Linked DNA regions of Homo sapiens: region 1 is linked to region 2. Evidence: chromatin contacts called from ENCODE Hi-C or POLR2A ChIA-PET data. All regions are on one chromosome and are shown on one strand. Each heading gives the region's core, a stretch centred on a gene start or an enhancer-like site at or near the end of the contact. The rest is flanking DNA. Distances are from core to core; before and after follow the strand shown. Region 1 has its middle 17 kb from the start of PREX1. Region 2 overlaps PREX1 (phosphatidylinositol-3,4,5-trisphosphate dependent Rac exchange factor 1).

Region 1 (5,304 bases), core at 108-2,607, 63 kb before region 2:
GATACGTGGAGAAATCTAAAAACATTGTTTATGTTGAGTGAAAGAAACCAGACACAAAAAAGCACATAGCACATGATTCCAATTACATGGCAGGCAAAACTAATTTATAGAAATCAGAAGGATGGGGGCTGACTGGAAGGGGACCCGGGGGAAATTTCTGGGGTGAGGGGAATGTTCTAGATCTCGATTGGAAGGGTGTACACACGGGTGTAGACATTTGTCAAAATGCATTGAGTCATATATTCCAGACATGTGCATTTCACTGCAAGTAAATTTCACCTTAGTAATAATATGAAAAAACACCACCAAAGCCTGGAAAGGAATACTCTGACAAGTTAAGAGTGTTTTATCTCTATATGGTGGAAATAGAGGCAATTTTCATTTTCTTCTATATGCTGCTCTGGGTTTTCCAAGGTTTCCGTGATGCACACACATTCCTTTACAGAGCAGAAAAGAGTTTCAAAAACAACACGGCCTATACATTATAGATAAAGCATATGTGTCTCTTTTGTGTGTCTTTTATTTATTAGTCATTTGGGGAGGGTTTGTTTTTTTTTTTTTTTTTTTTATAAGAGAAGGAAGAGGGAGGGCAGGGCAAAGAAAGGAATCCTCTCAGTTTTTTCAGAGCACTCTCAAAGGCCCCCTCCTCCATGAAGTATTCCTTGATCTCTCCCCCAAATCTCTGCCTCTGCATAACTCATCTTAACTCCACTCTGACCCAGAAGGACAGGGTGCTTTCCTATTCTCTGAGAGCCTAGAGCACAGAGCTTTGCACAAGGTGTCTTGTTGGTCTGGGATCCTAGCACTGTCTTTTTAAGAAAGCCCCAAAGCAGGCCCCGGGTGTGGGTAGGCCCCTTGCTGGTCATATTTTCCACCCACCGCTGAACCTATCCCAGGCTGATGAGGAACTGAGAGGGTGACCTCCTAGCCCCTGGAGGGTAGGAACACATACTTAGGGGACTCCCAGAGGCTTTGTAGAAACTCCTGCCTCCCCTTGAAAGGTCAAGCAGCCATCTCTGGCCTGTCCTCTCCTACTTTTGGGTTTTCTTCGCCTAGAGTGAGGCACGTGGGTGGGTGGGGGCTGCAGCCGGCTGTAGACGGGAGTGTCCAGCAGGCACATGTTGCTTCTCTCCTGGCCCTCTGGTCCCCGAGGGAGCTCTGTTAACACTCCCAGGCACCCCATCCATGGGGCTGGGAGACTGTTTGCTGGGGCCACCTTTGGCTGGGGAGCAACTGGGCCACTGGCATTGTTTCTGTCTCCAGCAACACAATAGAAGTTTTGCTGGGGTCCAGGGAGCGTCTACAAAGTGCTCTCCTTTGACCGCCAGGAGCGGCTGCCTGGCTTTTAATCTCTGGTGTGGAGTGGGCAGGGCAAGACCAAGGTGGAGACTGTTGTACTGTAGGAGGGTCGGGCTGTTTTCAAGGGGAGTGGTTGTGTGAGATGAACGAGGTGCCAGACAGCAGGATGGTGGGGGAGGAGACAGCGAGGACATCCCCATCTATTAATATAAGGTGGGCTGGGAGACCACCAAGCCAGAAGTCAAGTTCAAAAACCTGCTGGAGAAAGGAGTGAGAATGGACAGAGGATAAGACCACCTGCAAGTTCTTTCCTCTCCGCCGTGAAATTATATGCGGGATCCTCCCTTGCACTTCTCCCCTGGGCCAATCCAAGCCCCACTGCCTGCAGCCCCCTTTCTGGACATGCACCACAGCCTGTAGCTAGTCTCCTTGTTTCCTCTAGGCCAGGCTTTGATTTATTGGCTATGTGACCGTAGGCAAGTTTCTGTAATTCTCTGTGCCTCAGTTTCTTCATCAATAAAATGGGAATGATTATGGTGCTGACCTCATGGGGTCGGTGGGAGGACTTAATGAGTTAATATATACGGAATGTGCTTAGAACAATGCCTGGCACACAGTATCTACTATCAAAGTGTTAGCTGTGATCATTTTTATTATTATGGGCCATCGTCCATGCAATAGCCTGTGAGACCATTTAAAAACCTGAGTCACATCATGTTACATCCTTGTTTAAATTCCTCCCCTGGCTGCCCACTGCACTTAGCATAAAATCCACACATCACTTTTGAGGCCCTGCTGGATCTGCCTGTCTCCACATTACCACCTCACTGGCCTCCTCGCGGCTTCTGGAAAGCTCAAATTTGGTCCAGCCTTGGGGCCTTTGCACTTGCTATTTCCTCTGCCTAGAAAGCTCTTTTTTTTTTTTTTTTTTGGAAACAAGGTCTTGCTTTGTCACCCAGGCTGGAGTGTAGTGGCACAGTCACGGCTCATTACAACCTCAGCCTCCTGGGCTCAAGTGATCCTTCCACCTCAGCCTCCAGAGTAGCTGGGACTAAAGGCATGGACCATCACACCTGGCTAATTTTTTTGTATGTTGTAGAGACACTTTTCGTCATGTTGCCCAGGCTGGTCACAAACTCCTGGCCCCAAGCAATCTTCCTGCCTTGGCCTCCCAAAGTGCTGAGATTACAGCGTGAGCCACTGCGCCCAGCCTAGAAAACTCTTCTCATGCTTTGCAGAGTTGGTTTTGGCTGTGCATTTAGATCTCAGCTTATTTATTACCTGCCTATGGAAGCCTCCCCTGATCACCTTATCTAGGTGTGTGCCTCCCTGTATTTTTCTATGAGAACATCCTGTTTATTTCTTAGCTGCTGTCAGTTATGGGTTAATTGTTTAATATCTCCCTCTAACCGGAAATATAAGCTTCACGAGGGATGGAACTTTGTCTTAGTCACTGTGTTATCCCCTACATCTTGCATAATGCCCAGTGCATAGAGGAGCTTAGTAAATGAGAGTTCGTTACATGAATGAATAAAGGAATGGAAAAAAGACTTGAGGATCACTCATGAGAGAAATCACATAGATGGCGATGCCATTTATCTAGTGAATAAAAGTCTTTTGGGGAATGTGGCAGATAATTGATTCAAGTTGGGACACATTTTTAAAGTGCTTGTAGGACTGCTTGGGAAGATGTCCATTAAACATCCCACGTAGGTCTGGAGTGATGTGAGAAAGAAGGTTATAGCTGGAGTCATGTTTCTGGAAGTTTTACCATACAAGCAGTATATCCATCAAGATGACTTTTGCTATAAGTAAATGAAGACTGAACCCAATGTGTTTTATGCAATGTGTCCTGAGATAGGACAGTCCCAGGGTTGGGTAATTCGGCTCAAGAGCAGCATTGAGGATCCAGGTTCCTTGCATCTTTCCATCTACCATGATGGCACGGTCTCCGTTCGTGGGTCCAAGTTGGCTGCCATAGCCCCTAGACATCGTGCTGTCACAACAACATCCACAAGCCACAAGAGCAGAACAAGTCACTTTCCTTTCCTGTATCTTGTTTTGAGAGGGAAGAAGACCTTCCCTGAAGCCTCCAGCAGATTTCCATCAAGTCTTATTGGTTAGAAATGAGTCACATGCCTCTTCATGATTGGCTGAATTTCATTAAGATCTGCCTGCTGGGGGTGAGGAGGGTTCATTCTCTCCAGAAGCATATGGTGGCCAAACTTGGGGTTTCAATAGGGAGAAGGGGAAAATGTTGCTGGTTTGCAACCAATGGTGTCTTCAATGGGTGTAGAAGATAGAGTCTGAGCACATATCTGCTGCCAGAGAAGGCCAGTAGAACATGGCCGTGCAAGGGAATGGGGGGTACAGGGTATCCCAAATATTTCCTGCAAAAAGCATGTTTTAAGAAGGAGAGAAATATCACTGTGCTGAGTGCTACTGAATAATTGAATATGATAAGGATGGAGACACAGCTACTAGATTTTTTTTTGAGACAGGGTCTTGCTGTGTTGCCCAGGCTGGAGTGCAGTGGTGCAATCACAGTTCACTGCAGCCTCGACCTCCCAGACTCAAGTGAGGTTTCTACCTCAGCCTCTCAAGTAGCTGGGACTAGTGTTGCATGCCACCATGCCTGGCTAACTTTTTTTAAATTAATTTTTTAGATAATATGTTGCCCAGGCTGGTCTTGAACTCCTGGCCTCAAGCAATCTTCCTGCCTTGGCCTCCCAAAGTGCTGGGATTACAGGTATGAGCCACCATGCCAGGTCACAGCTACTAGATTTGGACTTGGCAGTCCAAATTTTTGACCTTGATGAAGGCAGTTTCAGTGAAATTATGGATTTTTCTGAAATCCACATCTGCATCCCCACTCTTGCTGTCCAAACTCCATGCCTCACCATTGCTTGTCCGGATTCTTAGAACAGCTTTCTCACTGATCCCTCAGCCTGGAGAAGACAGGTATATTGCAAAGGACTTTCCATGCCACGCTGAGCAAACTATAATTACTTTAGTCAGCAGTAGGGAGCCAGTGAAGGTGCTTGAGCACAGGGATAAGTAACTTGATCATGTTTGCCCTTTATAGCATTAACCTGGCAGAGTGTTCAGGAGGGAATGTAGACTGGTGAGTCTGGAGGAGCCTCCCTCAATTCTTTGTTATTGCCTAGCCAGCATTTATTTCTCTTCTTGTAGTACTGGGGCTCCAGTTAACCTTGTGGGGACCATTCCTCCCTTCCTTTCTAGTAGAAAATACATGACTCAGGCCTGGCCATTCAGAGTCATAGTGATTGAACACATGACCCAATCCTGACCAATCAGAGACAGCCTTCTGAGTTACACTCTTGGGAAAGAAGCAATCTTTGAGCACCTGGATCCAGCCATGCCCGAAGTTAGACAGGCTTAGATGACCCAATATATTCCGTATTTTCCCTGAACTGGTTTGAGTTGGATTTCTGTCACTTGCATCTTTAGGATCATTGAGTAATACGGAAACTAAGCAATTTGAGGAATTAGAATTCTAGACACAGATAATACGAGAGTCAAGGTTGACCTTGGAGTCTCTTCCTGGGAGGATGGTGAGGCATCTTAAGATTAGGCAAGTATGGGAAACAATCCATTAATTCATTTATTCAAAAAATGTTTGTTGATTATCTAAATGGTGCCAGGCTCTGTGCTAGCCCCGACCATACAGCAATGAGCAAAATAGATGAAAAACCCTTGTTTATATTGAGCATATATTATGATTAGTGGCTCAGGAAACATTATCTACCTTTATTCTGTTATTATGATTATCATCATTATCATCCCCATTTATAGATGCAAAAACTGGGGCCCCCAAGAAGTGAAGTCACATAGCCAGTGAGGGGCCAAGTGGATGTTTGGCTTCATCTCTTCATAATTCCCAAATCAACTCTGTCTGATTTGGTGCAAAAAGCATATTTTAAGAAGGAGAGAGAAATCACTGTGCTGAGTGCTACTGAATAATTGAATATGATAAGGATGGAG
Region 2 (4,908 bases), core at 72-2,571:
GCACTTTAAAAAAATATGCTTCATCGAAATAGAAATTATATCTGGCTGGGTGCAGTGGCTCACGCCTGTAATCCCAGCACTTTGGGAGGCTGAGGCAGGCGAATCACCTGAAGTCAGGAGTTCCAGACCAGCCTGGCCAACATGGTGAAACCCCATCTCTACTAAATATACAGAAATTAGGTGGGTGTGGTGGCAGGTGCCTGTAATCCCAGCTACTTGGGAGGCTTAGGTAGGAGAATCGTTTGAACCTGGGAGATGGAGGCTGCAGTGAGCCGAGATCATGCCATTGCACTCCAGCCTGAGTGACAAGAGCGAAACTCGGTCTCAAAAAAAAAAAAGAGAGAAAGAAATAGAAATGATATCTGGAAGAACCTACCCATTTTAAGTATATACTTCAATGAGATTGCACAAGGGAGGGTCTGCTGGCTACACACAGGGAGCTGTGGCTGCTTCTGTCCAGCCAGTGGAGTGGGAAGGAGCTGCTGTGGGCTCAGGTGGGGTCAGGAGGACCCAGGACATTTAATTCCCAAGGTTTCATGCCCAGTCGCCCACTTGCCTTTCTCTTCTGGTGGGCTCCCAGTTCCTGTGGGCAGGTCGGCTTCTTGACCCCCAGAAAAGGGGCTTCTTTAGGGAAGAGGGGGAGGCCTTTCGGTCCAGCAGTGTGCAGATCAGGACGGCCTCACTGTCACAGAATAATTGTTACCAAAATGAGGCCTGCTGCTGAGAACTCATTGAAAATGGGCCCTAACATAGCAATATTGAGAATGTGGGGTGGCGGGGGTAGAGTCTAGATGAGTCCTTCACTTTGAAGAAGAAAACCACAATCCTAAAAATAGGTGGAATTTTATCCCGTCAGTAACTGTATTTAGAATGTAATAACAACATTGCATGAATTCTTAGAATCAACAAGGAGGGAACCAAGTGTTATTTTTTACTGTTGGGGGTATGTGTAATTTTTCTGATAAAATTAAATGATTACACGATGCCACATCATTCATGTAAGGTTTCACTTTATAGCATGATGATAAAGAGTCATTTTGCAAAACCCCTGGAGCCCGTTTTTGGACTTCTTGTGCACTCTCTGATGGTCAGAAAAGTTCCTTTGGAACTTCTTATGTGGTCTTCCTGGGCTTTCTTCACTCTCATTGTGAGCCAGCGACTCCTGGGTCTTTATTTGTTTATAGCTTTGCCTGGCAGCCAGCTGTGGTTCTCCAGCATCACTTTCACTGATGTCATAAAACCCTGCATCTTTTGCAGGATTTGCAGTTTCCTTTTGCAACTGATTTGCTTTCCGTTCACCTTGTGTTGTGACTGTGGTATATTCAGGAGCGTGAGATCCATAAAGACATGGAGGGGACATTAGCAGGTGAGCTGTTTGAGCAGGAATCACTTTAGAAGTGGCCAGCTCATTTGGGGTATTTTGAAGACAATGACTTTTCTTCCTTGGGGTACTTGGGTAACAGGTAGTGGTGAAGTGGATACTGAAGAAACATTTTAAGATGTGTCTTTGTTCTGGGAGATGCTGCTGAGTAGTCGAGACCAATCTCACTCCTGAGACAGGCAGGGTATGATTGAGACACGGTGTCAGGGTGCTGTGGGCTCTCGGTTTTCCTCCCGTACATCTGCTTAGGTCCTTTGTTATTTCTCCTCTGCCTCCTGGGTTCCGATGGTTTGGGGGTGCCAGCCCCCACCTGTGGGCCTCTTCTCTTCCTGGTGATGTCACTTGTGTCCTTTGTACCATCCCCACCTCTGGATTGCACCCGGGTATGGCCACTGTCTCTTTGCCATTGCTACTTGGATCTAAAATAACACCTGAAACTACACATGTGCTGAACCAAATTCCTCATCTTGCCCCTGTAACTGGTTCCTCCCTCTCTCTCTCATCTCAGCTAATGGCACCTCCATTCTTCCACTTGCTCAGGCCAAAAACTTCGGAGTCACTCTCCATCCTCTGTTTCTGTCTCACCATCCCATCCAGTGGCCAGTCTCATTGTTCTGCCTTCCAAGCCTCTCATCCTCACTACCCTCTCTGCCACCACCCCATCTAACAGACATTTCCTCTTTCACACACTTTACAAATGGTATTTTCTTTAGTCTTCATTCAACCATATCAGGCATGTATCCTTCTTTTTCATTTCACAAATGAGGATGTTGAAGTTCGGAGAGGTGAAGTCTCTTGCCCAAGGTCACGCAGCTGGTGAGTGGCAGCGCTGTGTAAACCCAGGCAACCTGGTTCCGGAGGCTGTGCTGTTAACCAGCACTCTGGTTTAAGGCCTTCTCCTCTTTTGCTTGGCCTGTTGCTGTAGCCCCGTCACCTCCTACAGTCCTTTTTGTCCACAGCAACCAGAGCGATCTTGCTAACCCCACCTTAGACTATGACACTCGCCTGTTCACTTCTTCTCCCTTGTGATGCCCCTCCTGGGACTCCTCATCACACTGCAGTGAGAGCGAGAATCCTTTATTGAGCCTGCTGCTCCATGGACCCTCTAAACACAGCCCGGCCTCTAGGTTCTTGCCTGTGCTGTTTCCTCTACCTGGGAAGTCCTTTCCCCAGATCTGCCCCTGGCTTGGTCTCCTCATCATGCTTTCAGTTCTGTGCTCAAATTTTCCCTTCTCAGAAGACCTTCCCTGGCCGGCCATTATTTTAAGCCAGACCATCCCAAACCTTTCCTCTACATTTAATGAGACTTTCTCACCACTTTAACAGGACATATTCATAGAAATGGATATATGGGTGTATTAGTCCATTTTCACGCTGCTGATAAAGACATACTCGAGACTGGGTAATTTATAGAGGTAAAGAGGTTTAATGGACTCACAGTTTCACGTGGCTGGGGAGGCCTCACAATCATGGGGGAAGGCAAAAGGCATATCTTAGGTGGGCAAGAGACAATGAGAACCAAGTGAAAGGGGTTTCCTTTTATGAAACCATCAGATCTTGTAAGACTTATTCAATACCACGAGAACCGCATGGGGGAAACTTCCCCCATGATTCAATTATCTCCCACTGTGTCCCTCCCACAACACATGGGAATTATGAGAGCTACAATTCGAGATGAGATTTGAGTGAGGACACAGCCAAACAATATCAGTGACCCAGCCTGACTTTTTCCTTTGCTAATTGTTGACTGAGTCACCCATGAGGACCCTGAGACTCAGCAGGAGAAGGACTTGCCAGACATCTGTGGCCAGGTCAAGGCACAGGTGGTCCCAGAGTCCAAATCTCCTGAGCATTGGCTCCCCTGATTTTTGTATAGTACAAATTCATCACCATCTGTAACAGGGTAAGTCATTTAAAATCTGTGGGCCTCCATTTCCTCAATTGTAACATGTTGCTGTGGTTTGAATGTGTCCCCCAAGGTTCAATTGTTGGAAACTTAATCCTTAATGCAACAGGAAATAGGGCCTAATAGGAGGTGACTGGGTCATGAGGGCATGCAAATTCGTAGCAAATTCATAGCTAGACATTCTCATCTGAGCTTCATAATAGCTCCTGGAGGTGGACCCCTTCCCTGTTTTCAGAAGAGGAAGGGGGAGTCCCTTACCCAGGATTCCACAGTGAGTTTGTGGCAGGGCCTGGGTTCAAACCAGGCTGTGTGCTTTTCTAGCTATAGACTCTTGGTGTGGCCATGAAAAACAAATTAGGGGGATGAGGCAGGGGGTGTCTGACTTGGGGACTCTTCTCTGCACCAAGTTCAGAGTTCTTCTTGGGTCTTCTTTTGGGGAGGAGTGGGGTGTCAGCTGTAGGCCAGGGGCTGCACCATTGTGGCCCATGAGTCACATTCCTTGTGTAGTTGTGCATTGTCTGGCCAGTAGGTGATTTGGTTTGGTCAGCACAGGGCTTTAAGAAACTTTTTATTTTGAGATAATTGTAGGCTTACAGAAAACTTGCAAATATAGTACAGAGTTCTTGTACATCCTTCACCCAGCTTCCCATTACGTTGACATTTTATATTACTGTAGTATAATTACCTAAGTACAAAGTACTTCTTTGTAGTAGAAAAAATTAATCTTGATACAGTACTATTAACTATAAGATTCAGTAGAATTTTGTTAGTTTCCCTACAAACGTTCTTTTTATTTTCAGGATCCAACCTAGGGCACCATGTTGCATTTAGATAGCATGGCCCCTTAGTCTCCTGTAATCTGTGAGAGTTCCCCAGTCTTTCTTTGCCTTTCATGACCTTGACACTTTTTTGAAGAGTCCTGGTCAGGTATTTTGTAGACTGTCTGCCACTTTGGACTTGAGCTTATGCGTAATTAGGAGGGATACCCCAGGAGCGATGTGCCCCTCTCTGTGCATTTTAATCAGGGGGCATGTGATGTTGATATGTTCAAGGGGAGATGTTAACACTTAATTAAGATGGTGAAAGCCAGGATACTCCATGGTGAGGTTACTAATTTTCCTTTGTAATTACTAGACATTTTGGGGGAGATTCTTTGAGACTGTGGAAATACCCTGTTTTTGTTTGAACCTTTGCCCACTAGTTTTAGCATCCACCGGTGGGTCTGGCCTGTGATAGCTCTTACTGTGGTCTTCCAGTCGTGGCTTTCTATTTCCTTCACTCCTCCTACTTTTATTAACTAAAATCCTTGTGTAAAAAGAATTCTCCCTGATTCATTCCATTATTTATATTATCATAAACCAGTATTGTCATTATTTATTTTGTTGTTCAAGTTGTCCCAACTTTGGCCATTAGGAGTTCTTTCTGGTTGACCCCGTGCCCTTTTGACATGCCTCCTCTATTTTTTTTCTTCTTTCTCTTTTTTTTGAACATTAAAAAACATTATTTTGTAGAGATGGTAGAGATGGGTCTTGCTGTGTTGCCCAGGCTGGTCTTGAACTGTTGGTCTCAAGCAGTCCTCCTGCTTTGACCTCCCAAAGTGCTGGGATTATAGGTGTGAGCC

What was found. A loop is a pair of places that touch in the nucleus more often than their neighbours do. ChIA-PET counts read pairs that join two places held with the same protein, here RNA polymerase II (POLR2A). Pooled maps may share reads with other maps.
Region 1: a pooled map shows a loop between it and region 2 (9-fold over the local background). The contact joins two enhancer-like sites. A Hi-C loop is called at or near these places in 1 of 168 maps with a recorded cell type or tissue (GM12878), 15 of 37 single-sample maps with no recorded cell type and 14 of 50 pooled maps. POLR2A ChIA-PET finds 5 or more read pairs at or near these places in 3 of 52 experiments (activated B cell, activated CD4-positive, alpha-beta T cell and activated naive CD4-positive, alpha-beta T cell).

The regions. Positions count from the first base shown.
Region 1 is chr20:48,842,629-48,847,932 of GRCh38, reverse strand. It overlaps a transcript of PREX1 not described here. Among named protein-coding and RNA genes, the nearest start is that of PREX1, 17 kb to the right of the region's middle. RefSeq lists an enhancer at 940-1,219. Within about 2 kb of position 1,357, at least 5 of the 41 ENCODE cell types and tissues checked have a DNase peak (open chromatin) inside an H3K27ac peak, as active enhancers do; they include GM12878, where a contact is called at or near this core.
Region 2 is chr20:48,780,349-48,785,256 of GRCh38, reverse strand. The region is part of intron 1 of PREX1 (phosphatidylinositol-3,4,5-trisphosphate dependent Rac exchange factor 1); the gene reads left to right. Among named protein-coding and RNA genes, the nearest start is that of PREX1, 45 kb to the left of the region's middle. RefSeq lists enhancers at 1,163-1,212, 1,913-2,002, 3,423-3,472. Within about 2 kb of position 1,321, at least 7 of the 41 ENCODE cell types and tissues checked have a DNase peak (open chromatin) inside an H3K27ac peak, as active enhancers do; they include GM12878, where a contact is called at or near this core.